Linked DNA regions of Homo sapiens: region 2 is linked to region 1. A link is a contact called in ENCODE Hi-C data. All regions are on one chromosome and are shown on one strand. The core of a region is the stretch at or near the end of the contact, and the rest is flanking DNA. Distances in the headings are between cores, read along the strand shown.

What was found. Hi-C counts contacts between places; a loop is a spot of excess contacts on that map. Pooled maps may share reads with other maps.
Region 2: a map of A673 shows a loop between it and region 1 (4-fold over the local background). The contact joins two enhancer-like sites. A Hi-C loop is called at or near these places in 3 of 168 maps with a recorded cell type or tissue (A673 and CD4-positive, alpha-beta T cell), 3 of 37 single-sample maps with no recorded cell type and 1 of 50 pooled maps.

The regions. Positions count from the first base shown.
Region 1 is chr1:64,277,501-64,283,824 of GRCh38, forward strand. No RefSeq gene overlaps it. Among named protein-coding and RNA genes, the nearest start is that of UBE2U, 77 kb to the left of the region's middle. Within about 2 kb of position 2,656, at least 2 of the 41 ENCODE cell types and tissues checked have a DNase peak (open chromatin) inside an H3K27ac peak, as active enhancers do.
Region 2 is chr1:64,361,046-64,367,369 of GRCh38, forward strand. No RefSeq gene overlaps it. Among named protein-coding and RNA genes, the nearest start is that of CACHD1, 110 kb to the right of the region's middle. Within about 2 kb of position 2,821, at least 2 of the 41 ENCODE cell types and tissues checked have a DNase peak (open chromatin) inside an H3K27ac peak, as active enhancers do.

The DNA.
Region 1 (6,324 bases), core at 1,406-3,905:
AAAACTGGCACAAGACAGGGATGCCCTCTCTCACCACTCCTATTCAACATAGTGTTGGAAGTTCTGGCCAGGGCAATTAGGCAGAAGAAGGAAATAAAGGGTAATCAATTAGGAAAAGAGGAAGTCAAATTGTCCCTGTTTGCAGATGACATGATTGTATATCTAGAAAACCCCATTGTCTCAGCCCAAAATCTCCTTAAGCTGATAAGCAACTTCGGCAAAGTCTCAGGATACAAAATCAATGTACAAAAATCACAAGCATTCTTATACACCAATAACAGACAAACAGAGAGCCAAATCATGAGTGAACTCCCATCACAATTGCTTCAAAGAGAATAAAATACTTAGGAATCCAACTTACAAGGGACGTGAAGGACCTCTTCAAGGAGAACTACAAACCACTGCTCAAGGAAATAAAAGAGGATACAAACAAATGGAAGAACATTCCATGCTCATGGGTAGGAAGAATCAATATCGTGAAAATGGCTATACTGCCCAAGGTAATTTATAGATTCAATGCCATCCCCATCAAGCTACCAATGACTTTCTTCACAGAATTGGAAAAAACTACTTTAAAGTTCATATGGAATCAAAAAAGAGCCCACATCGCCAAGTCAATCCTAAGCCAAAAGAACAAAGCTGGAGGCATCACGCTACCTGACTTCAAACTATACTACAAGGCTACAGTAACCAAAACAGCATGATACTGGTACCAAAACAGAGATATAGATGAATGGAACAGAACAGAGCCCTCAGAAATAACGCCGCATATCTACAACTATCTGATCTTTGACAAACCTGAGAAAAACAAGCAATGGGGAAAGGATTCCCTATTTAATAAATGGTGCTGGGAAAACTGGCTAGCCATATGTAGAAAGCTGAAACTGGATCCCTTCCTTACACCTTATACAAAAATTAATTCAAGATGGATTAAAGACTTAAACATTAGACCTAAAACCATAAAAACCCTAGAAGAAAACCTAGGCATTACCATTCAGGACATAGGCATGGGCAAGGACTTCATGTCTAAAACACCAAAAGCAACGGCAATGAAAGCCAAAATTGACAAATGGGATCTAATTAAACTAAAGAGCTTCTGCACAGCAAAAGAAACTACCATCAGAGTGAACAGGCAACCTACAAAATGGGAGAAAATTTTCGCAACCTACTCATCTGACAAAGGGCTAATATCCAGAATCTACAAAGAACTCAAACAAATTTACAAGAAAAAAACAAACAACCCCATCAATAAGTGGGCAAAGGATATGAACAGACACTTCTCAAAAGAAGACATTTATGCAGCCAAAAGACACATGAAAAAATGCTCATCATCACTGGCCATCAGAGAAATGCAAATCAAAACCACAATGAGATACCATCTCACACCAGTTAGAATGGCAATCATTAAAAAGTCAGGAAACAACAGGTGCTGGAGAGGATGTGGAGAAATAGGAAGGCTTTTACACTGTTGGTGGGACTGTAAACTAGTTCAACCATTGTGGAAGTCAGTGTGGCGATTCCTCAGGGATCTAGAACTAGAAATACCATTTGACCCAGCCATCCCATTACTGGGTATATACCCAAAGAACTATAAATCATGCTGCTATAAAGACACATGCACACGTATGTTTATTGCGGCACTATTCACAATAGCAAAGACTTGGAACCAACCCAAATGTCCAACAATGATAGACTGGATTAAGAAAATGTGGCACATATACACCATGGAATACTATGCAGCCATAAAAAATGATGAGTTCATGTCCTTTGTAGGGACATGGATGAAATTGGAAATCATAATTCTCAATAAGCTATCGCAAGGACAAAAAACCAAACACCGCATGTTCTCACTCATAGATGGGAATTGAACAATGAGAACACATGGACACAGGAAGGGGAACATCACACTCTGGGGACTGTTGTGGGGTGGGGGGAGGGGGGAGGGATAGCATTAGGAGATATACCTAATGCTAAATGACGAGTTAATGGGTGCAGCACACCAGCATGGCACATGTATACATATGTAACTAACCTGCACATTGTGCACATGTACCCTAAAACTTAAAGTATAATAATAATTAAAAAAAAAAGAAAAAAAGAACATTTAAACATTTATAAACATTTTGATAAATTTAAAAAATAATAATAATAATAATAGATCATTACTATGCAATGTGAATTGTGAAAGGATAGGCCTGTCCTAGATAACTAGAAGCAACTTGCCCCCAAATGTTATGCCAAGACAGGTTCTTTGTCTATTTGGTAAAAAGTAAGACACTTCTAATTTTTAATGTGTATAGATCTTTTTTTAAAAAATTGATCATAATAACCATATTTGGAGATCTGCCTTCATTTCTCCTGGCTCTAGAATTTATGTTCCATACAGACTGGAATTCTGTTTTCCTCAGTGCTGTAGCCCTTGCACCTTCACCAGTGTCTGACATGTACTAGCTACTCAATAATTATTTAAATGTGGCCTTCAAGTCCCTTTGTAATGCATCTACATGGACAGCAGAGAAGAGAAGGCAGTGACAACGGTGCTTTCGTGGTGGAGGCAGAATCATTCTATGTGTTCTCATTGGTGTATACAAGTATTTTTGTTCTTTTTTGTTGCTTAATCTTTTTTTCTGGTGTTATGATTTAATAAGAGGAAGTGTAGCAGAGTAAATATTGCTCATCTGATGCAGTGATCACCATTCCCAGCTACGGTTGGCTGGAACTGAGGTAGGATAAGGGATTGGCCTCATACATTTTTGGTGTTTGAATCAATGTGTTTGTAAATTGGAGAATATGGCAGTCATAGCAGAGAACAAACAGAAGAGCGGATACTCCATTTTTATTCTTCAGGAACTTCAAGTCTAGGTTTTACTTTCTCACTCCTGACCAACAGCAGTGACTTTGAAGGGGACAAGGGACCATCGGCTCATTCTTTTGTTTATTCACTCATTTATGTACATATTCAATAAATATTTATTGAGTTGGAATAAAGTGAAGTGGTGTGATGGGTGAAGTTCAAGCTGGGTTGGGAGTCATGGGGGCAGGAGGACACTTAATCCAGATTTAAGAGCTCAGGAAAAGCTCCCTGCATGAAGCAGCATTTAATCTGAGCTCTGAATAATAAATGGAGTTAACTGGGCAATAAAGGGAATTGGGGAAGAGTGCATGGGCCAAGGGAACAGCTTGCCTTGCAACCTACCAGACACAGGTGAGGGGACACAACACCTGAGAAGACCTGAAAATAGTTGGCTATAACTGCATTGCAGAATTGATGGGCAAGAGATAAGAGAAATGAGGTAAGAGAAAGAGGCAGGGGCCAGACCATGCTTGAGACAGGAACCACATGAGAAGTGATGGAGACCTGCCAAGGGCAGAGCAGAGAGAAGACAAAAAGCGGATGGATTCCAGGTTGCGTAGAAGACTTGGTGATGAATTGGACTCCAGGAGAGAGGAGTCAGGGATTCTGGTTGACATGAGGGATGATGGACCCATTTACTAAAATAAAGGATTAAGACATTTTGAATGGGAAAAGATATTGCTAATAAGTTGAGATCCCCACAGACAGGCTGACTGACTATTTTTTCCTGCCAGGGCCAAACTTAATATCCATTTTAATCTGAATCCAAATGGAAAAAGCTGGGTTCTGGATTCAGCCAGATTCAGTTCAGACCCGTGCGCCAAGCTATGTGATGTGATCCTAGACAAATTACAGAGGCTTTCTGAGCCTTACCTCCCTCATTGTAAAATGGAGAAAAGAATAATATTTCACAGCGTCATTATTGGAGTTAAATAATAAAATGCATATAAAGTGCTTCACACAGTATCAGGTTCAATAAATGTTAGCTAGAATTATTGTGTGTGAAGATGGTGGAAAGAGGAGGCAAGAGAATTAGGCACAAAGGCTGCTCAGAAAACTTAAGAGGAGTGGAGCTAGGCGGGAAGCTTGGGAAGTGGGGAAGAGACCAGGCCTGGGGAAATGTAGTGGGCTCTGACCCCTAGACTTTTGCCAAGGCACTTCATCCCAGTGAAAGTCTGATCGCAAGATGTGCTTGCTCCCCACCCTGGAACAATCTGAGCTGCGTCTCCTCCCCAATCCCTTATTACTCCTGCAGTATCTGTCTTTTATCTGTTTCCCAAATCCCCAGCACTGCATTAGATGGTAATGCTCTGAAAAGTACACATTAAAAACTTCCTTCTTTCAACAAGAAAGAGTTTGGGTTCTACAGCACTGCATTCAAGTGCACAGCTCTGGAGCCACACTGCCTGGACTCCCCTCTGAACACCACCAAACACTGGCCGTTGGGTGGGCAACAACTCTCTGTGTCCTGGTTCCTAATCTGATAAGAGTAGTAACCACTAAGAAGTTTTATGTGAGGATTAAATGAATTAATAGTTCTAAAGCACCTAGAGCAATTGCTGGTCCAAATTCAAGTAAGCCCTGAGTAAGTGTCAGCTGTTATCACAGTGTCAGAAGAAACCCAGGAGAGCCAGGCCAGTGCCTCTTTAGGCCTTGTGCCCTGAACCAAAGCAGCGTCCAAACCAGTGGTTAATGAGAGGCAGCCAGTTGCCTGGGATAGCCCATCCTGTGGTGGAAGGAGATAACAATGGCAATACTTATCAGTTCTCAGTTGTTATTTCATTTAAGTTCACAATTCATGGGGTAGGTATTATTCCCCATGTAGAGATGAGGTAACTGAGGCTCAAAGAAGTTAAGGATCTTTGTTGACGTTAGAACCCAAGACCCTGTAAGGGTATTAACATTTTATTCTGCTGGGAAAAATCAGAGATTTTGAAATATAATTTGGGAGCCCATGAATGGCCAGAATCCAAATGGCACACCCCAGAACACCTAAAAATGTCAGGGATTGGGAAACCACAATTCTGGTGTTCTTGATGGAGATTCTTTTGTTTGTATGACAGTTGCTTCTCTAGGACCCTGCAGTGCTTCCCGCCTCCCGCCTGGCTTGAGTAGGGGCTGCACGATCACATCTGCTCATCTCCTTCTCTTCCAGCCCTGCTGACCTGGCAGGCTGCCAGCCTAACAGCCAGGGCATTTGGGGAGGCCTGATTTTAATAAATTTCTATTTCCTGTAGAAAACCGGTTTTTTCAGTGGCTTTGTAACCCAACCATTTTTGATCACATCAGGACTAAACCTGGCAGCCAGCTTGGCAGCTTGTGCACAAATTGCATACAAAGGCAGATTGTTTAGCCTTTATTGTAATTCAAAGCAACTTAAGGAAAAGGGAGGGACAAAAAGAAAAGAAAAAAGTGAAAGAAAAAAATAAATCCAATTATATTATATAATTACATAACACAGTGAACTTCTAATTCTCTTTAAGGAAAATACAGAATCAATTAACCTTTCTGTCTGTTTCCTTTTTCTCTCTGTCTCAAAGTTTCTCACACATGCACACACACACACACACAATAGTAGAGCAGACAAATAATGAATTCCAACTTGAAATCTTTTTTCCCTGTCTTTTTTTTTTTCTTTACCAACAACATCTCACATTCAAGGAGAGTTGGAGAAGTAAAAATCAGGAAAATCCTGAGGGAAAAGAGCATGTTTAAAAGATTTTAGAGACAAGGAAAAGAAATAAGAGTGGGTCTGAGACAGTGAATGAGAGGATGAAAAAAACTAAATGAGCAGCAATAAGAATGGGCATCTTAAAATCATCAGATTAAGAGAGTTTGTGGAGTTAGAAATTATATAAATCAAATGACTAGAAAGTGTTAGATTTCTAATTCTCAGAAAGTGTTACATGGCAAGCTAAGTTTTGGGTCTTCCTTTTTCAACTTGACCAAATATCTCTGCCCTTTTCTGTGTCCTTCTTGGGTCATGAATGCTTGTATCTCAGAGTAGTGCCTATTAGAGTCTCTGCCTATGTGCCAGACAGGCCATCTGACTAGAGCCATGTTTTACACTTAGGCCTTCTTCTCAGCTGCCTGGATAAACTAGTGTGTTCATGAGGATGTTAATATGCTCCCATGTCATGTTCGCATTGTTCTGGAGAGATGTACAGGCATCGTATTAGAAATTCTAGACACCTGGGCAGGTCTGTTGGGGAGATGTTTTCTGCATGAGCACTCCGTGTGTTTGATCATATCATAGGGTGATCCATGATTCATTTATAGCAGAACAAACCTTGTTGGGTATATATCATTAAGAAGGGCAATGGCCAGGTGCAGTAGCTCATGCCTGTAATCCCAGCACTTTAGGAGGCCAAGGCAGGAAGATCACTTATGCCCAGGAGTTCAAGGCCAGCCTGGGCAACATAGCAAGACTCCATCTCTACTTTTATTAAAACAAATAAATTATATTTTTA
Region 2 (6,324 bases), core at 1,571-4,070, 84 kb after region 1:
TATATCCACATGCAAAAGAATGAAGTTGAACCCTTAGTTTCTGCCATATATAAAAATGACCAAAACATAAGAGCTAAAGCTATAAAATTCTTAGAAGAAAACATAGGGCAAAACCTTCATTGTATTGGATTTAGCAATGATTTCTTGGATATGAAACCAAAAGTACAAGCAACAAAAGAAAAAAATAGATAAATTGGACACTATCAAAATTAAAAACTTCTGTGCATCAAAGAATACCATCAACAAGGTAAAAAGGTAACCCACCAGAATGGGAGAAAATATTTGCAAATCACATATCTGATAAGGGATTAATATCCAGGATATCTAAATAACTTTTACAACTCAACAACAAATACACAAATAACCCAGTTCAAAAATGAGCAAATATTTGAATAGACATTTCTCTAAAGAAGATATGCAAATGGCTAAATAAGCACATGAAAAGATGCTCAACATTTCTAATCATAAAGGAACTGCAAATCAAAACTGCCACAAGATGCCACTTCACACCCATTAGAATGATTATTGTCAGAAAACAGAAAATAACACGTGTTGGCAAGGATGTGGAGAAAATGGAACCCTTGTGCGTTGCTGGTGGGAATGTAAAATGGTGAAGTCACTGAAAAACAGTATGACAGATCCTAAAAAATTTAAACATGGAATTACCATATAATCCGGCAACTCCACTTCTGGGTATATACCAAAAGAATTAAAAGCAAGACTCAACCTTTGTATATCAACGTTCATAGCAGCAATAGTCACAATAGACAAATGGTAGAAAAGTCCAAATGTCAATCTACGGATGAATTTATAAACAAAATGTGATATATACATACAACAGAATATTCTTCAGCCTTAAATAAAGAAGAAAATTTCCAGCCTGGGCAACATAGCGAGACCCTGTCTCTAAAAAAATAAAATAAAATTAGCTGGGCATGGTAGCTTATGCCTGCAGTCCTAGCTACTTGGGAGGCTGAAGAGGAGGGATTGCTTGAGCCCAGGAAGTTGAGGCTGCAGTGAGCCGTGATCGTGCCACTTCACTCCAGCCTGGGCGACAGGGTGAGAACAAAGAAAGATGAAAGAGAGGAAGGAAGGAAAGAAGGAAGGAAGGAAGGAAGGAAGGAAGGAAGGAAGGAAGGAAGGAAGGGAAATTCTGACACATACTATAACATAGATGAATCTTAAAGACAAGTCAGTCACTAAAGGACAAATATTGTAAGTTTCCACTTAAATATGGTACCTGGAGTAGTCAAATTCATAGAGACAAAAGGTAGAATGATGGTTGCCAAGGGCTTACTAGAGAGAAGAATGAAGATTTTTAATGGGTATAGAGCTTCTGTTTGGGAAGATGAAGTTCTAAAGATGGATGGTGGTGATGGTTACACAACACTGTGAATGTACTTAATTCTGTTAACCACTACAGTTAAAAATGTTTACAGTGGTATAATCAATGTTTATGTACATTTTACCACAACTTAAAAAAAAGATAACTATATTATCTGGCAGGAAAAACCTGCTCAGCCTGTGGCCACTCTTGGACAATAATAAATTCTGAGAAGAGTGAGAAATTTGAATTTTATTTGGGATACAATTTCTCCAGATATATCTATCCTTGAGAATTCTGTGAATTATACCTCTGCAAAATACAACTGTATTTCATGAATATATTTTGACTCAGTAGGACAGTGGGTGGCCAGTTTGAGGACAAAACGCCATGCTTATTTTCTTTTTAAAAAGACAGCGTTTATTAGAGAACACTGTGAAATGACTTGGGAAAATTCTGGAGAGAATCAAACTCCTTTCAGAAGTGCATGAGAATCCTCTTTAGAAATACTGAAACCAATTGTAGATGGTAACTGCAGGGGAAGAACCTTATATTTTATTTATATATATATAATATAAGCAATATGTAATATAAAAATTATATAATTATATAATATATATTATATATATTATGGCAAAAACCACAGTTACATTCACACCAACCTAGATTAAGTGGTTCAAGCCTTCATTTAAAAAAAAAAGATTGTTTACATAAGGAATAAGAGAAATAGAAATGGAAATCTTGCCTTAAGTTGTGGGAGGGTAAGGCACACTCACTAGCTCTACCCATGCACAAAGCAATTAATGGGCACACACACTTTTCTCGTGGGAACAGTAGCAGCCCACCTCTTGAGAGGCCTAACCGCTTGGTATTCATTAGCTTGATGAGCTCTCCAAGGCCCAGATTCTGGTCCAAGCCTTGCCAGCTTACTTACCCGATGTGTCCCCACACTGACAGATGGTCCAGCTCTCAGGACCTGACTCACATTAACTCTGCTCATGGAATGGGGGTATGGAAAAGAGAATGCCAATTCATGAACTTAGTGTGATTTAGAAATACCACAGGGACCAAGAATATTCAAAGTCATTTTAACCCACACATTTTTATCCCTGTTAAACGAATCTGTGTGGGCAGCCAAATGTTAATCAGAGAAGATTGCTTGGTGAGCATGAAATCAGAAGTGAGGCATTCAATGTCCATTGACAGCAGGCTAAAGCAGTGTTTCTCAACTCCCAAAGAGTTTGATTTGATTATTCTAGGTTTCAGCCTGGGCACAGGTTTATCTTCAAAATCTGCCCAGGTGATTTTAATAAAAAATCTGAATTTTGAACTACTGGGCTAATATATGCTTGTGTACCACCAGGACTAGGAACTGCCTGCTAGATGTCCTTTGGCAAAGGTTCCCTGTCTGAATAGTGCTTGGGTACTGCCAATGTCTGCCTCTGAGACTCTTTTGTTCTGTCATGGGTGCCAACCCCTCTCCCTTTTTTCATTCTAAGTGCTTGTTTCACAGAAGCATGAAGAAACCAAGTGACTTGCCTAAGGCTATACAGTTAGAGGCAGAATCAGAACTAAAATTACAGTTCTTCTGAATTTCATTCTAGGGCTTTGCTTTTTCACCTGGCCTTCAAAGAGATCTGCAGGGACTTTATAGCAGAGGGTTGCCTTGAACAACCCATAGTTCACATGTCAGGTCAGGTCCCCATAGTTCACATGTCAACTGCTTTTAGTTTCTTGAGGTATGGGTTCTGGTGAAGACAGAGTTAATTACTTTAAGTTGGGATATATTTAAAGTTATTGAATTGTAAGGGGTGCCTCTCTGTGCTCCCCACTATATTGTGTGTTTATTTCTCTCATACCAACAAGTTTTCTTGTCTAACTATAAGTCCATCATAGTTCCTATCTTATTTATTTTGGCACCCCTAATTTCTGGCAGGTGCCAGTTTCATGAGTTAGCCTTGCTGTCATTCTACACTGGATATGAGGTCCTAGAGCTGAGAGAGAGATCAAGGCTGAAGATGTCAGTAGAGACAGCCAATGAATTGTGTGAAGGGTGAGATTCCATCAGGGAAAGCGCCTATCTTCCAGGCCCATAAAGCTGACCCTGCTCTAGTCTCTGAGCCTATCTTATAAACCTGGAGAACATTACTGCCTTTTGGTGTGATTTTTTAGTGAGGGAAAATGGTGAGTTCAGGTGTGAAATTGTTCACAAGTGGAGTGATATCAGCATTCAAAAAGTGTTGGGTGTGGGAGCATTTTGGATTTTGGATTTTCAGATTATGGATGCCCAACATGTGTTTGTATTTAAAGGTTCAGTCCTCTCAGGCACTCTTCTCAGACACACATGTCATGAAATGGAAAAGTTTCCACAGTCCTTCTTATAATTATTTTGTTCCAGCATTATTGGGATATAATTGACAAATAAAAATTGTATGCATTGAAAGTATTGATATATGTATACATTGTGAAATGAAATGATTGCCGCAATCAAGCTAGTTAATACATCCATCACCTCACCTAATTACACGTGTGTATGTACGTGTGTGTGTGTCAAGAACACTTAAGATTTACTCTCTTAGCAAGTTTCAAATATACTATACAGATTGTATAATATAGTCACTATGCAACATATTAGATCCCTAGAATTATTTTTATTCTTTCAAAAAGTTACATAAATATATTTCATTGGTTTCTTTAACTTTAGTTTTCCCATGGTCTTAAATTTCAGAATGAGAATCTTTACATTGTTTTTTTAATTAAATTTTTTATTAAATAATATTTGAAAGTCTTTTTTTTTTTTTTTTTTTTTGAGATGGAGTCTCACTCTTTTGCCCAGGCCAGACTGCAGTGGCACTATCTCGGCTCACTGCAAGCTCCACCTCCCGGGTTCATGCCTCAGCCTCCTGAGTAGCTGGGACTACAGGTGCCCACCACCATGCCTGGCTAATTTTTTGTATTTTTAGTAGAGACGGGGTTTCACCATATTAGCCAGGATGGTCTTGATCTCCTGACCTCGTGATCGGCCCGCCTTGGCCTCCCAAAGTGCTGGGATTACAGGCGTGAGCCACTGCCTCCCACCGAAAGTCATTTTTTAAATCAGAATTTTGTCTGTAATGGCCTATAAAAAGGTGTGATACAAAGGAGATAAGCATTTATTTTCTCCATTTTGGACAAGAAAAGGAAGAGCTCTACTTCACAAAAGAATTTATCTCCAGTTTCTGCAGTAAATTAAAATGCTATGGTTCATAGAGAAGCAGTGGACCAGATTTCTGGGTCTTCATTACCCAAAGCACAGTACCAGTTTGGAGGATCACTTTCTTCTATTCCTTTTCTTCATTCTCATTGGCACAAGGGCAAATACATATTTTAAAAAGTGAGAGTAAGTTGAGATCTTAGCAGCAGTCATATAACACTATAGCATCAAAGAAACTCAGTAATAATTAATAGAGCATTTCACTTAGGGATGGCAAAAATGTGATGGGTGATGTAGTGCCTCACCCCTACCTTGGCACACATCACTAATCAATTATTGAGCCAAAATGTGGCCCAATAGATCTTTTCTACACGATGCCCCCAGCAGAAAATACCATGTAATTGGAGTTGCCACAGAGGCCCTACCTAAGCTAATCATTTTACATTATGAGAACATTGAGGCCCATAAAGGCAAAGTGATTTGCCCAAGGTCATTCAGAGACATGCAGAGCTGGGACAGGAACCCTAATTCTGTATAATGCAAAAATCCATTCTCTCTTATGAGCCTTGTGTCAACTGACAGTGGCCCTGAATCCAGCAAGGGCACACAGGAATCTGTACAGGATGGATCATTTCAACTTGGAAAGACAGACAAGTGTCCATGGCATCAAGAAACTCAAAGGAACAGCTAGGAACAGATGGCAGAACATTACTGTTCCTCCACCTTTCCCAGGGAGAAGCAGGGGATAGAGAAGGAAATGGAGATCTCTCCACCAGCCTCATAATTGTGGAGGGTTTTGTTTTTGTTTTTGTTTGCTTGCTTGCTTGCCTTTGAGACGGGGACTCACTCTGTCACCCTGGCTGGAGTGCAGTGGCACATTACGGCTCACTGCAGCCTTGACTTTTCAGGCTCAAGTGATCCTCCCACCTCACCTCAGCCTCGCCAGTAGCTAGGACTACAGGCACAGGCCACCATGCCTGGCTAATTTTTTTATTTTCTGTAGAGATGAGGTCTCCCTATGTTGCCCAGATTAGTCTTGAATTCCTGGGCTCAAGCAATCTCCACACCACAACTTCCCAAAATGTTGAGATTACAGGCATGAGCCACTGGGCTCAGCCAATTGTGGAGTCTTTGAAGCTGTCCCATCAGGTATCGGGGAAGGAAGGAAGATGTCCCTATATACAAGTAGCAGTCCACAAGAGTGGCCACCCAACTGCCTTGCTACTTGTTCAGGTTCCCACAACCAAGGTTTGGAAGTTCTTCAGAAACTATTCACTTTCTAAAAACCTGTTCATTCTCTGTACTAGAGCTGAAGATAATGAAATGACTGGTTGTGGTGGGACTTTGATCAGACAGAGGGATAAGAAGTCACCATGATGAGGGGTCTGGCTGGTTGTGAAGTCATTTCTGAGGAAGCAGAGATCCCACGGCTGTTATTGTACCAGCTCCAAAAGTCCCCAGAGAAGATGTTTGGTCATGACAGGAGGGTGTGAAGTGGGTTTGGCAGCAAAGGCACTAAAGCTGATTTTCTCCTGCCTTTCCCTTTGAACTCTAGGTGGGGTTTATGGTCCCCGTAATTAAGAGTGAAGATTGATGAGCAGCAAAGCTCTCTTGGAGAGCCCTCAGGGGCTTGAAACCTAGGCTTTGGGTGCTTTTAAAGGACTGGGGGAAAGGAGGCAATGGGGCAAAGGCAGATTTTGGCATGGTTCATTTTTATCCAGTTTCACCTGCCCCCATAAAGTGCCATGAAACCGCTCTCCACTGAACAGAAATAGGCTTTAGGGTGCAAACATGAGCAGCACTCGGA